Linked DNA regions of Homo sapiens: region 1 is linked to region 2. Evidence: read pairs that join two places in POLR2A ChIA-PET (ENCODE). Cell type or tissue: GM12878. All regions are shown on one strand. Each heading gives the region's core, and the rest is flanking DNA. Links, peaks and the distances in the headings are about the cores only.

Region 1 (8,330 bases), core at 132-8,131, 180 kb after region 2:
AGGTCAGCAAACTACAGAAGAAACAGGATATACTAGGCCCCTGCTTGGAGAGCTGATGCCTGTTTGTTGCCCCTCACCCCCTTAGTTGCCCTTACCAGAACCAAAGGAGTTTAGTCTAAGATGAAAGTTTACTAGCCTGCAAAATAGCTCACTTTGTCTGTTCTTATCAGCCTGCCCAGCTACTTAGGTCATAAGTGAAATACTTGAAGAGCCCCTGAGCTAACTAGGATTGCAATGCATTGTGGCTGCAACAAGATGCAGCAAGACAACTGTAAAGAAAATGCCTAAAACCCCTACCCACCAACCCATAGGCGATGTCCAGGAAGACTGTGACCTCCATAGTACTCAGCATTTGAGGAACTGGGGGAGGGACCTGTGCACTAGGGGATAAATTGCTTGTTGAAACTGTGCTGGGTGTGCCTGTCCATCAGATACCCTATCTTGCAAGACTGTCGTTAAAAGTCTCACTTTTGCAGTTCTCCGGGTCTCTGAGTCCATTCTTTGGGTTTGGATGAGTGAACTTGTTTCTCATAAACTGAAGTAGGTGTGGCTCCTGCCCCCAGGTGGCTGTGTCCAGGTTTTCCTTGGTAGTGCTCCCCTGGTCCTGGTCCTGGTTCTGCTGCCACCCTGTGGAATCCTCGTCAACCTTTCAGCCACTCAAATACCCTTGGTGTCCATGGCGTCTGAACAGCTAGTGTAAGTGCAGGCAGCCCCAGGGTCTCCATGCATCGGGCAGCTTGCCTTCCGTTGAAGATGTGGCTGTCTTCCCATTTCTCTCTGCCGATGCCAGCAGCTCCCCTGCATCACCCTGCTGTCCTACGACTGCGTTCTCAACACACAGCTGAGAGCGAGAGCAAAACAGCATGTGTCCGTGATTCCTAATTTCTGTTGACATTTCTTGGTAACATCAATAAAGCAGCAGTGCCAATGTGAATGGATGTGAATGCCTTGGAAGAAAACCTCGGAGACAATACTGGAGCATGTTCAAATAAATCCTGTGTCCCCAGTGCTCTTCAGGGGACAGAGTCGGCTCTAATTCAAAAGTGACACAAAGGCATTGGGTTCTGGGAGGAAGCAAGTCTTAAGGCACATGTGTGTCCTTTTCGTATATGCTCAAGAGAAATCTATGACAAAATGTTTTATCAATAAGTCTAAAAGGCCAGGTGTGGTGACTCATTGGCTCACACTTGTAATCCCAGCACTTTGGGAGGCTGAGGTGGGAGGATTGCTTGAGCCCAGGAGTTTGAGACCAGCTTGGACAAACTGGTAGTGAGACCTCTTCTCTACAAAAAAAAATTTAAAAAATTAGCTGGGCATGGTGATGTGCACCTGTAGTGCCAGCTGCTCAGGAGGCTGAGGTAGGAGGATTTCTTGAGCCTAGGAGGTTGAGGCTGCAGTGAGCCGTGATTGCACCACTTGCATTCCAGCCTGAGCGACATAGCGAGATCCTGTCTCAAAAAAAAGTCTAAAAGAACTTTTTCGATAAGTATAAAAACTCTCATATATAAGAAAACATCGTGTCATAGAAATTGAAAGCTTTTTTCTTTCTTTCTCAGGGCTACATAAAATAAGAGCAGGGCTCCAGGAAAAGCAATTGTGATGTGTGGTCCATGCTGCATACTTAGAGCCAAGAGTAGGTTAAGTCTCAACTCTGCTACTTTTTAGGTATGTGATATCAGGTTCCTCTTTGTTTTGGGTTTTTCATCTGAAAAACAAGGATAATAATAATGCCTCCCTTATAGGCTGTTGTAAGGATCAGATGAGATAATATATGCTAAGTCCTTATCACAGGGCCTGACACACAGCAGGTGGTGAATAAATATTAGCAACTTTTATTGAAACTGATGGAAATACAAAGATAAATTGAAAAATCCACTATCGTGTGAGATTTTTAATGCACAGCTCTTGAAATTGACAGAGATCAAGAAGATAAAAATAAACAAAACTCTTAAATAACAGAGAAAAACATCATATAATAGCTAATGGGTCTTTTTACCCACCAGAGAGTGTATATTATTTCAAGTATACACAGCACAGTCACAGAAATTGGTCATGTGTTAAGCCATAAAGAAATGATCAACAAACTCCAAAAAATAGAAATCATGATATAGGTCACACTTACTGATTACAACATAATAAAATTAAGAATTGACAACTGAAGATACATATATATTCAGAAATAATAGTCTAGAAGTAAGTATACAAAGATGCACATACAACATTTACTGCTAGTAATAGAAGAAATGCAAACCACCTAAATATTTTTCATTAGGGAAATGGTTACGATCATGGTGCAGCCACACTGTGGAATGCCATGCAGTGGTCAAAAAGAATGAGATCGACTTACGTATCTGCACACAATGATGTCCAAGACGTATCAATTAAGTGGAAAAAATTCTAAGAGCAATGATATGATATGATACAATTTATGTAAAAAAATACAAAATGGAATTACATTTTTCATGAAATGAAATTCATTTCCTACACACACACACACACAAACACTGCAATATACAAGGAAAGCTGTGAAGGCAAGTCCTGGGATGTGACTCAGCATGATTACAGTGATGACCTCTGGGGAGGGGTGGCATTCAAGGTGGTTTGGTTAAGGAGAGCTTTGTTGGACATTCTTATTGTGAAGATACATGCATGCATTACTGATATTATTTAAAATCATTTAAAATAACAAGGAAGGTGAGAAAAGAAAAAGTTTCAGGTACCACTGTCCAGTGGAAGCACAAGGTTTGCTTTTTATTTTTTCTCCTTTCCTTGCTAATCATTCATCCTTATCTTCCCCACCCATGTTTATGGAATATTATGAGCTTGACACAGCCACTCACAGTTTCCATACAATGTCTTGTCTCCCTCTCTCTGTGATCGCCAAGTCTCCCAGGTGGCTGCCAATGGTTCTGGCCTCCTCGAGCCACACTCTCATGCAGTCCTTTCCACATTCAATCAGGGCTGGCCTCTGTGTCCAGCAGAATGTTGATGGGTCAGAAAAGGCACTACAGCTCCCGCCTTGCTCTCTTGGGTGACTCATGCTGGGGGAAGCCAGCCACATGCCAAAAGGACGCCCAAGCAGCCCTGGGGAGGCCCACACAGAGAGATGCTAAGGCCTCCTGCCAGCAGCCAGCACCAGCTCGGCAGCCAGTGAGGGCTGCCTTGGCAGTGGATCCCCTGGCCACAGCAGAGCCTTCAAATGATGCAGCCCAGGCTGACATCTGACTGCAGCCCTGTTAGTCTGCTTTGTGCTGCTATAACAGAATTCCATAGACTGGGCAATTTATAATGAACAGAAATTTATTGGCTCATGGTTCTGGAGGCTGGGAAGTCCAAGATTAGGGTCCCAGCATCTGTCAAGGGCCTTCTTGCTGCATCATCCCATGGTGGAAGGGCAAAAGGAGGGAGGGGGAGGGAGAGAGACAGAGAGAGGGAGGATCAAACTTGTTCTTTTATAATGAATCCACTACTGAGATAACAAACCCATTCTCATGATAACAGAATTAATCCATTCAAGAGGGCACAGCCCTCACAGTCTAATCACCACTCAGCAGCCCCCTCCCAGCACTGTTGCACTGGGGATTATGTTTCCAGCACATGCTTTCCAGGGGCCACATTCAGTCTGTAGCAGACTCCAAGCCAGAACCACCCGGCCAGACTATTAGTGAATTCTTGGCCCACAGAAACTGTGATTGCAGTTTGAGACCACTAAGTCATGGATATTTAGCTATGCAGCATTAGGTAACTGCTAATTACTGGCTTACTAATCAGTCTTTCTCTGCTCCAGATACCCTTTCTGTGCCATTGTTTCTCAGGTCTGGGGCCTCTGGTGTCTTTAACAGTCTCTGTGCTCCCCATCTTCCTGCTCGGCCTCAGACGCCCACTTCCCTGGCTCGGTCTGCTCCCTCTGTCTCTGCCTGCTTGCCCACCTCTCTCCTCTACACTTTGTGGTGCTCGCTCCCCCTCTCTCCTCCTGGATCCCTGCTGGATGACGAGGGTCGCCAGCAAGCGTGTGGTCTGCCTGAGACTTCCGTGGGGCTCTCGGCAGTTCTGTAGGCTGACCCCAGTGCTTTTTTTGTAGCTGGAAAAGGGAACCCCGGCACCAGATGAGGATGCGGCCTCTTTTGTCCTAATTCTCTTTTCCTTTTCTAAGAGACAAACCAGGCTAGTGGGATGTTATCCTGACACAGGGACCAGACCAGCTCTGGCGAAAGGTGAGGGCTGTCCTTTCTGGCCAGGCATTTCCTAAAATGTGTTTGGGTATTTTGTGGGGTGAATTTGCTGGGAATCTCCCATGTAGTCATGGAAACCTTGTCCCTCACAGCCTAGAAACAAAGATGTTCAGGTTCAGTTTGCCTGCCAGTCTGCCACCTGGCTAGAAAGTGACTGTCCCAGGTCTGCTGTGAGGAGTGGCCTGGTTTATGGGAGGGGTTCCTCTCCAGAGCACCTCTAGGGGAGGAGAGGCGAAGCCTCCTCTGTGGCAGGGGTGCCCACCTCAGCCCACTGTGGGCAGCTGAAAGACACATTTGAATGGACAACGTGGAATCTCAGAGCTGGAAGGGACCCTGAGAAGCTACCCAGAATTTCAGTGCCTCCAGGGAGTGGACGACAGTCTCAAGAAAAGGAAACGAGATAGCACTTGTGTGTGTGCACTGGACAGTCTCCAAGGCGCAGTGTTGAGTAAATGATGCAAAGTGTGGGAGGTGTGTGTGGGAACTGCCATTTGTGTAAACAAAGCAAAGGATGCACTTGTTAGTAAATGCATGAACTACCTCTGAAGTGCGCACAGGCTGGCTGCCTCCAGGAGGGGTGATGCAGGCAGGGGCAGGGGTGGGAGGGATACTCGCTGCCGAATATCCTTTTGTAATTTTAAAGTTGAACCATCTGCATGTATTTCTTTTCCAAGAATAAAGTTGAAACACGCAATACATAAATCTATCTACTGTACCCTCCCATTTTCTTGATGATTGAAATGGAGACTGGAGGACGGCCGATGGTGAGCCACGGGGTTGGCACTGGAATCCGGGTCTTCCAACTTCCTCTCTCTTTGTCGTCACTTGTCAGGACCTTCTGGGGTGTCTGCTGGCTCCTTGCACCCCGTGTTCCATGGGGATGACCTGGGTGGTAGAATGAGGAGGGGGCGCACACAAGCTGAGCTGGGAGGGGGGCTCTCTGAAGCTCCCCATTTGGGCTGCTAAGACTTCATGAATGTGTGCGTGGCAGTCCATTAGGAGGGGTAGGCCTGAAGCATGAGGCCTGAACTCACACAAAAAGCCAGTCTTGCTCTGCAGAGGTCAGACCTGACTGTGCTCCTGAGAGGGGTTTCGGGGGTTGTGTGCAGTGGGGACATTTTTGGAGCCCACGCCATTTCCATCTGGTGGTGCTTTACATGCTTTCCATTCTCTTTCCAGACCCAGTGAGGTAACTGCTATTTCATAAATTCAGATGCTGTCTCCCTTGCTGACCATTTCTTGCTTTTATCTCTTTGGGCATCAACTTGGCCCTCTGGTCTCTCCCTCTAGGTGCCTCCTTCTTTTGAAGCCATTATCTGCACGGCCTGAAAAACACAGTAAGTAACATGGCTACCTGAGCCATTGTTACAGAGACCCATTTATAGACTTTTCTAACTACTTCCTTCTTCTCAGGTCTGTGTTTTCAGCTTTTCTAAGATGGAGGGTTTAGGTATCTGTAATGACTTTTACTCCATTTCATGATGTTTATCAGGCATTTGTTATATGCTAGGCACTGTGCAGTTACACTAACAACAACCTTATTATTATTTTTTTAAAGCACATTTACCATCTCTATTTCACAGAGAGGGAAACTGAAGCTCAGAAAGGCTGAATGGTTTGCTCATGGAACACACAGCGTGCAAGCAGCATATGCCCACGATCGCCAAGGCCTCAGCCGCTCCACCGGCATGCACGGAGGCTCTTCCTGTTTCCCACGCACCTGGCTGGAGGCCTCTCAGAGTGCAAAGGACCTCAAAGGAAGGTGCCTGGCTCAGCGGGGATGCAGGGGCTTCCTGGAGGAGAGGACTCTTGGCCAAGGCTGGAACCATGCACAGGAGTTGGGAAGGAAGGAAAGAGGAGGGGGCTTCCAGGAGGGCAGGCTGGAGGGGGCAGAGATTGTGGCCTCTGTGGGGTTAGGTGAGGCTGGAATGGGGGAAATAACAAAGAGAGGAGCTAAGAAATGTGTTTCATCCAAAGACAAGTGGGAGCCATGGAGGGTTTTCAGTAGGGGAATAAAGGGGTCAGCTGGTCTTGAGATGGTCCCAGCAGGCAATGACCAAGTGCAGGGAGACTGTAGGAGGCACCATGGAATCCAAGGGAGAGGACGGGGCCTGCAATGGGTGGTAACCCTGGTCTGGGAGGAGGCATGGCCCCAAGAGCTGGTTAGGAGGGGATGTGGGGACTAATTGCATGTGGGGTTCAGGGAAAGTTCAGGTAGGCACTGCATTCCTGGTGTACGTGGGGAGAAGTGACCCAGCAGAGGTGGCGGGCGGGCTTGACCACTGAGCTGAGCTGTCTGTGCTGAGCAGGCATCTGGATTCCAGTCGGGACTCAGGACAGAAACCAGACTGCTGGTCTGGGTTTGGGAGTCACTGGCAGGTGTGGTGAGACTGGCTGAACCTTTTGGAATGGATGAATATGCCCAAGAGAATGTTCAGAGGGTCAAGAGAGAAACAGGCCCAGGGCAGGCTCAGGTAGTGCCAACTGTTGGGATCTCATCGTGCAGCTTCAGCTGCAGGAAGCTTGAAGCCCGGGGACTGAGTGGGGCAAGGGCAGTTCAGACTGAAGGAAGGAAAGTGCATGGCCAGGGCGGGACCCAAGACCAAGAGGGACTCTACTTACCAAGGATGGGGACTTTTCTGCTTTGCTCTCCTGTAGTAGAAACATGGGGGAAACTGGCCGACCCTACAGAGACAAGAGTTTCCTGCCAGGGAGGGCCCAGATGAGAGTCAGCTGTGGGGACGGAGAGCCTTGGCTGTGGGGGCTGCTTCCAAGGTCAGCAGGCAAAAGCGTTAAAGGCCTCCCGAGCCCCAGCCCTCCAGCGGCGCCTGCCCTCTTGTGAACACTCCGGTTTCTTAGGGAAGCCTCTCATGGGCACGGGTAGTCACCGATGCTCTGGCTTTCCTGGAACAGCCCGACTTTCATAACATTTTACATTTTTCTGTAGGATTGGCTTCATCAGCTGTATAACTAAATGTGATGCATTTCTATTTCTACGTAACACTTTGTACACAATGTTTTTATGTTAACCAACATGACTGAACCAGAAGCTCTCCTTGTCTGGATTATGTGTTGACCTTGAGTATTGGTCCTTCTACACCTTCTAGATCCTTTGGGACCTCTGGCCCTGGAGTTCTAGACACACCTTTGCTTGTGCTCTGGTCTGAGTGTTGGTGCCCCCGTAACAGTGAGAGAAATGGAACATAGCTGACTCCGTCTGCCTTCTACCCTCACCAATTAACTGTCTTTGCTCATTCTTGCACATGGGCCAAGCTAACTACTAAAGCAAGGATGACAATAGTTTCTTTACAAAACTAACCCCCAAGGAGATAAATAGGGTGCACACACAAGTAACAATTTTGTGTTAAGGATTTATAGGAGGATTGTAACCTCACCAAGGACAGATGTTTCACAACCTCCTCAGATCCTCATTGCTTCCAAGATGTCTGTGGTCATCAGTCATCTCCTGATCTCAAACCCCTTCTTGTTCCCCCTTTCCCAATATAAAAAGAAGCTTGGGATTCATGCCTTTTAGGATGGTGCTTTAGGACACTAGTCACCATCTTCCTGGTTTGCTGACTTTCTGAAATAAGTGATTTTCTTTGCCCCAGCTCCTTGCTCGTGACTTATTGGCTGTCGTGTGGTGAGCAGAGTGAGTTTGGACTCAGATACACCCCCACCCCCCAAATTCATATGTTGGAACCTAATACTCAATGTGATGGTATAGAAGGTGGAACTTTAGGAGGTGATTAGGTTATAAGGATTCCCCCCTCCCCCATGAGTGGGAGTAGTGCCCTTATAAAGGAGGCTCCAAGGAGCCTCTGGCCCCTTCCACCATGTGAGGACACTTAGAAGTTACCATTTATGAGGAACAGGCTGTCACCCAACATTGAATCTGCTCGTGCTTTGATCTTGGCTTTCCCAGTCTCCAGAACTGTGAGCAATAAATTCGTATTGTCTGTAAATTACCCAGGCTAAGGTATTTGTTATAGCAGTCTGAACAGACTAAGACACACTCTGAATCTTTAGGCCATTATGGCACGTGCCTTTGGTCCCTGCTCTGACACCCTGCTATCCCCTTTTCATGTAAGGGTGTGT
Region 2 (8,330 bases), core at 103-8,102:
GCACAGGAAAAGGACTTGGTGCTTTCTGAGAGCTTCTGCAGTGTGTGCATGTGGGTGTGCATGTGTGTGTGTGCACGTGTGGATGCATATCTGTGCACGTGTGTGAGTATGCATGTTTGTGTGTACATGTGTGTATTCATCCACCAGTAATCCTAATTTCCATCTCTTTATTTCCTACAGTAAGAGTTCCCTATTTCATTGATTTGAAAAAACCACAGGATCAAGGTTTGAATCACACGTGTAACTACTACCTGCAGCCAGAGGAAGACGTGACCATTGGAGTCTGGTGAGTGCCAGTGAGCTCTGCAGCCCCTCCAGCAGCAGGAAAGGACCCTACATGACTGAGCTGGTGCTGTCTTTGACATTGGCCTCTGAAATGTTGTTCATTTTTATCTTCACCTCTTCCTTTCCTAAAGGAAAGATCTCAGTACATTTGATCCATCCTAATGTTGAGGGATTCAATGGCTTTAAACTCTATTCCCAGCCTTTCAAAACAGCAAAGGCTTTGTGAACAGATTATTATTTTTAGAGAGACTTGTTTCTAGGAAAAACGAAAAGCAAACAAAGAAGCTAGAAACAGGATATAAGTGGCCGGCACAGTGGCTCACACCTGTAATCCCAGCACTTTGGGAGGCTGAGGCAAGTGGATCACTTGAGTCCAGGAGTTTGAGACCAGCCTTGGCGACAAGGTGAAACCCCATCTCTACTAAAAATACAAAAATTAGCCAGGCATGGTGGTGCACACCTGTAATCCCAGCTACTTGGGAGGCTGAGGCAGGAGGATCACTTGACTCCAGGAGGCAGAAGTTGCAGTGAGCTGAGTTCACGCCACTGCACTCCAGCCTGGATGACAGAGCAAGACTCTGTGTCCAAAAAAAAGAGAATATAAGGGAAGAATCACAAACACTGGTTTGAATATATCTTCCATCCAGGCGCGGTGGCTCACGCCTGTAATCCCAGCACTTTGGGAGGCCGAGACGGGTGGATCACTTGAGATCAGGAGTTCGAGACCACCCTAAACAACATGGTGAAACCCCGTCTCTACTGAAAAAAAAATACAAAAATTAGCTGGGCATGGTGGCACGCGCCTGTAGTCCCAGCTACCCGGGAGTTTGAGGCAAGAGAATTGCTTGAACGCAGGAGGCAGAGGCTGCAGTGAGCTGAGATTATGCCACTGCACTCCAGCCTGGGCAACAGAGCGAGACTCTTGTCTCAAAAAAAAAAAAAAATATATATATATATATATATCTTTTCCAAGAGGTGAACATCTAGATACTGAAAACAGCTTGATTTCTTTTCACATATAGCTTCGCACCAGCTGATGATGATGGTGTTGGCTGTCTTCTGAGTATTTACTTTTTTAAGCCATAAGTTTACACTGGACATAAGCCTTGTGACTTCTCTGTGTCTCCTTGGAATACATTTTAATGTTTTCTTCTGTACACAAGTGGTGCTTCTGAACAGCTGAATTAAAATTGACCAACCTCACTGTAGCATTTCCGTTTTTCTCTGAGAAGTGAGCCTGAATCACAGCCCTTTTATCTAGCTGAATTTATTTTTCAGTAGCCATAACGTCGCTTTCCACTGTCTCAGAAAACCACTGTGTATGTGAGAAGCTTCTAAATGAAATGCTGTGAGTAGCTTCCCAGTGTGGATGAGAGAACATTCAGACATTTCTAACAGTGGTCCTTGGTAAAGAACATAAAACAAGAAGGGAGATTTTTGTTCTTAGTAGTTGGTGCTGGGATTAAAGTCTTTTGTCACTTCCTGATTTGATTTAATCTAGCATTTACTGACCAATGTGTGACTGTGGGACTCCTCAGGTTTCTGTCTGAAGCATGACTTGTTTTGCACAGAGCTGCTGAGTGGGACTTGGTCAGCCCTCTTCTTGGTTAACATGAGTCTGTCCTATTGCAGGAGGGTGTTTATGGTGGTGAGACTTAGGCTGGAAGTACTAACAACTCCTGCATACATTATCAGCTACCAGAAAAGGTTTTGTTTAGTGATGTCAGTGGCAAGTGTCAAGGCAGTGACAGCCACGCTGTGTGTTGCTGTGTGTTGGTGGGTGCGTGTTGGTGAGTGCGGCTGCTGCCCACTCTCATGCCCTAGGCAGTCACAATGACATTGGGCCCTCAGGCAGCAGCAGGCCCAGCTCACCAACTGCCCCCACCATCGCTTCATCAGACCCTCCCACCAGCTTCCTGAAAGGAGGGCCTCAAGGCCTAGAGTGGAGCCTGGGGGCCATTCCTGGCCATGCCTGGCCATCGCCTGTCTGCTGAGAGGAGAGGCCCAGGAATGGGTTTCTCTGCTGGCTAGGAGTTCCCTGGCTCTTTGTCAGGAGCCCAGGTTTGGGGCGGCTGGCTACTGGAAGCACATCTGCTCCCAGCACCTTCAAAATGTGACGTCCTATCCCTCAAATTTATAACTGTATGGGAGTGATGATCATAGTGACTAGAACCATCCCAAAAGTGATCCTTTTGAACGGATCAGAGAGAGACGTTAGAAATGAGATGCTGAAGCTTAAGATCTAGAAAATAAGAAGTTGGCCATTAAATTTTTTTAAAGATTCTTGTCACTGGTATCCAGAATGAATTTGAATAAGCTTTACAGAAAAGTGATTAATTTGGACCCTCCCCAGTGATTAACAGTATTCGATGTGGCCTGAGTTAAAATTAACCTCAGTATCTCTCTGAAGGAGGGTTTGGCTAGATAGACCAGCAGCTTCAGAGTGCCCAGCCAGGTGTGGACCATGAGCAGACTGGGAAGGTGGTGCATACTTGACATTAGAAATGGCGTCAGCGATGGCCCGGTTTCTAGTCTGGCTCACAAACATTGGTGTTGCTGAATTAGCAAATGTGACAGCATGTACTGTTTAAAATCCATTGTGAGTTAAACTGTGGACAATTTAAGCATGGGGTTAACTGGGATGTGGGGCACGTATGAGGAAAATGCTATTACTCAAGATGGACTAAGTGCTGCTTCTCTGCCAGGCCCCAGTGGTAACTGGCACATTGCAAGCCTTTGTGGCCCAGAGGAGGCTGGCCTGCCAGTCAGGGAACGCTCCTGCTGAAGCTGTCAGTGCCATCCACACAGCCTGCAGTTCCGTGGTTATTGATTCTAGTGATGGGGATAGTTTTCTACCACCCACCCCCATCTGTTCCCCTGTAGTTAGATGGGGTCTGCAGCTCCCTGCTGTCTGGACTTGAGCTGATTAAGTAACACCACGTGCAGTCGCCAGGATGAGGACAGAAGGGACATCTGATCCTGCGCTCCCCTCTGCTTCTGTCTGCAGGCACACCGTCCCTGCAGTCTGGTGGAAGAACGCCCAAGGCAAAGACCAGATGTGGTATGAGGATGCCTTGGCTTCCAGCCACCCTATCATTCTGTACCTGCATGGGAACGCAGGTACCAGGTGAGGGAGAGGAGCCCATCATCTTTGCTGTGGAGCATGGCTCCTTTTTGGGGTGGGAATGTCCTGGCCCGGTCTGCCGGAAACCAGCAGGAGCAACCTGCGGTCCCACAAAATTGGGTGTACTGACCCACTGCAATGAGGGAGAGCCTCCCAAGAACGAAGGGAAAGGCAGAGTTCTGAAGGGGTTGAGGGAAGGCGGAGTTTAGGTGACGTTTACATGAAGCAGGGTTCCCACAGGCTGAGGCCAGCACGGCTGTGTTCCGTGGGGACCAAGTGTGGGAAGCTGTGTGCAGACCGTCCCCTATCTGGAGCTGCAGCCTGGATTGGGATGAAGGAGGCTGAGTCTCAGTCAGGAGCTGAGCTCCCCAGCCAGAGGGGCATGTTTTTTTCTCCTTGTTGTAATCTCAAAGGTCACAGCATCTGCTGGTATGTGATTTGGGGAGCAGGGTTTCTTGGAGAGTGAGGGCTTTGGGGTCCCTCCGAGGAGGGGTCATAGTGGCACTTGGCTGTGGGTGCCTCGCGCTCTTGGGAATGGGCGGCTTCAGCTCACTGGCAGCTTGTTTTCTCTATATCTGTCATGCTGCCTGAAGTGGCAGGCAGATCTTTGTTACCTGTAAGATAGCTCCAGGTGGCAGACAGGTGAAGCCGGAGCCAGGGCAGCCCTGGAGGAGGTGGCACACTTCCTGGAAAAAAGTGGCAGGTGCTGAGAAGGGGCAGGAGGGAGAGGCTGAAAGCACCAGGTGCTGGGGTCTTTGCAGGCCACCCTACAGTGTGAGCTCTCTGCTCACCCTAACGGGCTGTTGCTGAAGTTCATGCACTCTTTGGTTAATCAGCCCTGCCCAGTTTTATCTCAGATGCTTTTCCTGAGTGGGTCTAATGGCTTGTCCTTTCCACTGGCTGCCCTGGAGTTGGCCTCCCTGCCTTAAAAGGGTGCTCCTTCCACACCATGTGATTGCTGTTCAGAAGAGCCTCTGTGGGAGAACCCAGGGTGGGTGCGGAGGGGATACATTTTCTGAACAAAGCATTGTTTGAAAACCACCAAGGTCTTCGTGTGTGAGAGAGGCAGCCAGGAGCCAGCACAGAGGCAGACCCAGCACGGAGACAGGGCTGCTGCGGGGCCAGGGCCGAGGTCCCGTGTGGCACCAGGGTATGTCAGGGCTGGGGGCAAACATTTTATAGGCAGAGCCAGCAAGGAGAGCTGTGCTGGGCCCTTCTGGAAGGGAAAGCAGGCCTAGGTGGGGTCTGCATGGTGGAACCCTGCAGAGAGCATTGCTGAAAGAGCCTGGCGGCATGGCCCGTGAAGCGGTTTCTGTGTCAGGGATGGCGTGTCTAGCTACAGAATCATGCATGTGCTGCACAGTTTCCTTTCTTCTTTGTCTGGGACAAGCTGCAGAGGGTTTCTCTTCTGCTTTTCAAAGAGCAAGTGGCTACAAACAGCTCTTGCAGCATCTTTTTATAAATGACAGAACTGTGGTTGGCTGTGAATAAGGTTCAGTTCTGCAGTGCCCATCACATGGTTAAAAAAAAAAAAAAAAGATCCTGCCTATAACTTTAGGTTAGAAAGGGATGCCGTGACTTTCAGTGTTTGCTGCCCCCTCCCAATCCTGCAGAGACTGCCTGGCTGCAGTCCTCGCCACCCCCACGTTGCCTGCTTTCTTTGTCCTGTGCATCCCACTGGGGTTTCGCTGGTCTGCGGGATCCACCACCCGGGTCCCCCTGAGGTCCAGACCCCCTGGATTCCCAGCAACTGTTCCTTTTTTGCTTAATGTAGGAAATTTTAGAAACTTAGAGCCACTGTGAACTCTTACAATGATAACTGAAAATATTTTGCAGTGTTTCCTCCTTGCCTTGAAACTCATTCCTTTATTTTTTATTTTAATTTTTGAGACAGAGTCTCACTCTGTTGCCCAGGCTGGAGTGCAGTGGCACAATCCTGACTCACTGCAACCTCAGCCTCCTGAGTTCAAGTGACTCTCCTGCCTCGGTCTCCCGAGTAGCTGGGATTACAGTCACCCACCACCATGGCCAGCTAATTTTTGTATTTTTAGTAGAGACGGGTTTCACCATTTGACCAGGCTGGTCTCAAACTCCTGAGCTCAAGTGATCTGCTCACCTCGGCCTCCCAAAGTGCTGGGATTACAGGTGTGAACCACCGCACCTGACCCTTTATATTTTTGTTTCTGTACTTTATTGGCTTCCTCCTCCATCTCATCCTGGTGTCCAACCAGCAACACTCCCGCCCCCATACCTGAAATGTTGAGACCGCTCCTGAGGAAGGAGGAGCACGGCTAGGGAGTGTGGAGAGTGTGGACCCGCCCTCCTCCCAGGTGGCCCATGTCCCTGCTGTGGGGTCGGTCCAGGTTAACAGCTGGCCAACAACTGGAAAGAAAGAGGGAAGGGAGCCTAGACAGGCCTCAGACAAGGAAGTACAAATGGGAGGGTGTGTGCCGAGCCCACTTAGTCTCAGTAGCGACATGCACGGTGAAGCTGTAGTTGGCTGTGAGGGGCGGGAGGCAGCCGTTCCGGCACTTCAGGGCCTCCCTGGGGAGATTCTAGGAGCATATCCCATGTGCAGAGCACACACATGTGAAGGGCTGTAAGGCAGGGTGGCCACAGCAGCAAACAGAAGTTAGTGCCAGGTGGGAAACAGTCAAGATGACCATGAGAGGCCAGGGTGGTGTGGCTAAGCAGAGTTCTGAAGGTCGGCTGAGACGTGCGGAGCAAGAAGTGAGGGCAGAAGTCGCCCATACGGGTCCTGTTGGAGCACAGCCTCTGTCTACACAGGGTGTCCTTGGCACAGGGAAGCTGGGAGGGTCTGGGGTGTGGTGGATGAGGCCTTGCTGTGTTTCCTTTAGTGTCTTTCTAGTTTGGGGCTGTAGGTGTGCATTACCTACTGAAAAATAAAAGCAGTCATTAAGAAATCTCCCCCAAAGTGCTAAGACCATCTCCCCCTTGGCACAGCACTGCCAGAGGCGAGTGTGGGGCTACTTAGGGGGACCCAAGGAAGAGGTTCTGCCCTCTTTCATTGGCCTCCCCCTGGTTTGGGGTATGGAGGACAAGTTGACCTGGGGCCCAACTCTGAGAAGATGTGCTCACACCATGTCCTGTTTTCTTCTCCAGAGGAGGCGACCACCGCGTGGAGCTTTACAAGGTGAGTGCAGGCAGCACCCACACCTGTTCCCTGGGCTGTTCTTTCCAGGGCAGGAAGTGAAGGGAGTCACCAGACTCACAGCTTGAGAGTTAACTATTGCTGGGCTGTTTGTGTGTGTGAGACAGGGTCCTCCTCCTCTGTTGCCCAGGCTGGAGTGCAGTGGTACAGTCACAGCGCACTGCAGCGTCGACCTCCTGGGCTCAAACTATCCTCCTGCTTCAGCCTCCTGAGACTGCAGGTGCATGCCGCCACCACGCCCAGCTAATTTTTGTTTGTTTTTTTGTAGAAATGAGGTCTCCCTATGTTGCTCAGGCTGGTCTCGAACTCCTGGGCCTCCCACCTTGGCCTCCCAAAGTGTTGGGATGACAGGCGTGTTGAGCTTTTTAACACTGCCTTTGGATGGGCGTGCTGGAAGGTAGGGCCTTGGCTGCCTCTGCTGTGACTGCCCATCACACTGCTTCTAGGCCTGGGCCCCAACATCAGAATGTATGGGCTTTGTAGACCAAGTGCAGATATTGGCAGACTACATAAGCAGCACTGGAAATTGTTTTTCAATGTTACGTTACTTGTGTATAAAATGAAAAGAGACGGCTGGGTGTGGTGGCTCACGCCTGTAATCCCAGCACTTTGGGAGGCCAAGATGGGTGGATCACAAGGTCAGGAGTTCAAGACCAGCCGGCCAGGATGGTGAAACCCCGTCTCTACTAAAAATACAAAAAAAATTAGCCAGGCGTGGTGGCGGGCGCCTGTAATCCCAGCTACTCAGGAGGCTGAGGCAGAGAATTGCTTAAACCTGGGAGGCGGAGGTTGCAGTGAGCCAAGATGGCACCACTGCACTCTAGCCTGGGCAACAGAGCAAGACTCCGTCTCAAAAAACAAAAAAAAAGGAAAAGAGAAACCAGGTGCTCCAGGTGCTACACTGACTGCCAGGTCGTAGGCTCACCCCAGCAAGGGCTGCAGGTGGGACTTGAATCAGCTTCCAGGCACACAGTGGGAGCGCCTGCAGGTCTCCCCACATGCAGGGGGTGCCTAGGGCAGGGCGTGCAGACCTTCACTTGTGCTTGGTTGCTTGGTTTTGTTCTTCATCTGGTTGTCTGGGTCTTGGAGCCCAAGAGATACTGTTGAAACAGCCTCACTCTCCTCCCCTCAGAGGGCCATCTGCACTGGCCCACAGGGCAGAAGGGAACACAGACAGAGGCAGGGGCACAGACAGAGGCGGGGGCACACCCAGCTCTGAGCTATTGGAGGATTTTACCCGTGGAGTACATTGCATTAAGTCAGGAAAGGTGGGGAGAGTTTGAGAAGTGATTGGTCCTTTTTTCAGTTTTCTGTTAAAAGAAATGATTCATCCTGCTGAGGTCAACAGGGCTGGAGCAGGTTGGCTCTGGTTATAGCCTCTGCGGTGGCTAGGAGCTGGCAAGGAAGTGCAGGCTGCCCTGGGGAAGCACCCAACAACCCCCCCAAAGAAGGGAGCTGTGATTCTGGGTGACATGATGGTGCGGCAGCCTCCCATGTTGCTCTGGGCACACCCCAGCAAGGGCACAGGGGTGGGTGTTTGAGGAGTGAGCTAAATGAAAGAGGTCAGCTAGTCTGTAGGGATTAAAAAAAAATAACAGAAAAAAAAATTGACAAGAGCTTAAAATCCAAGAAATACTGGGTTGCAGCAAGGGTCCCCAGATGGGGTCTCTGCACAGTGTAGCCCTCCTCCTGGGGGTCTACCATCACACTGCAGCACCGAGAGCTGTCTGCCTCCAGAGGAGGCCGCCC

The links. Peaks named below come from ENCODE experiments on the same cell type or tissue, not always from the same donor. Only the 100,000 strongest peaks of a DNase experiment are listed, where the experiment ranks them.
Region 1: POLR2A ChIA-PET joins it to region 2 with 8 read pairs; 3 of 35 experiments call an interaction of 5 or more read pairs at or near these places.

The regions. Positions count from the first base shown.
Region 1 is chr20:25,131,590-25,139,919 of GRCh38, reverse strand. No RefSeq gene overlaps it. Among named protein-coding and RNA genes, the nearest start is that of VSX1, 54 kb to the right of the region's middle. In GM12878, for the core only: a CTCF peak has its summit at 622 (motif pointing left); no DNase peak of the experiment used is centred there.
Region 2 is chr20:25,315,281-25,323,610 of GRCh38, reverse strand. ABHD12 (abhydrolase domain containing 12, lysophospholipase) reads left to right here. Exons shown (of 13, transcript NM_001042472.3): 3 at 181-286; 4 at 3,293-3,412; 5 at 6,533-6,563. Among named protein-coding and RNA genes, the nearest start is that of PYGB, 71 kb to the right of the region's middle. RefSeq lists a silencer at 4,152-4,231 and enhancers at 4,582-4,821, 4,852-4,911, 6,025-6,634. In GM12878, for the core only: no CTCF peak of the experiment used is centred there; a DNase peak (open chromatin) is centred at 4,820; H3K27ac peaks cover 3,194 bases.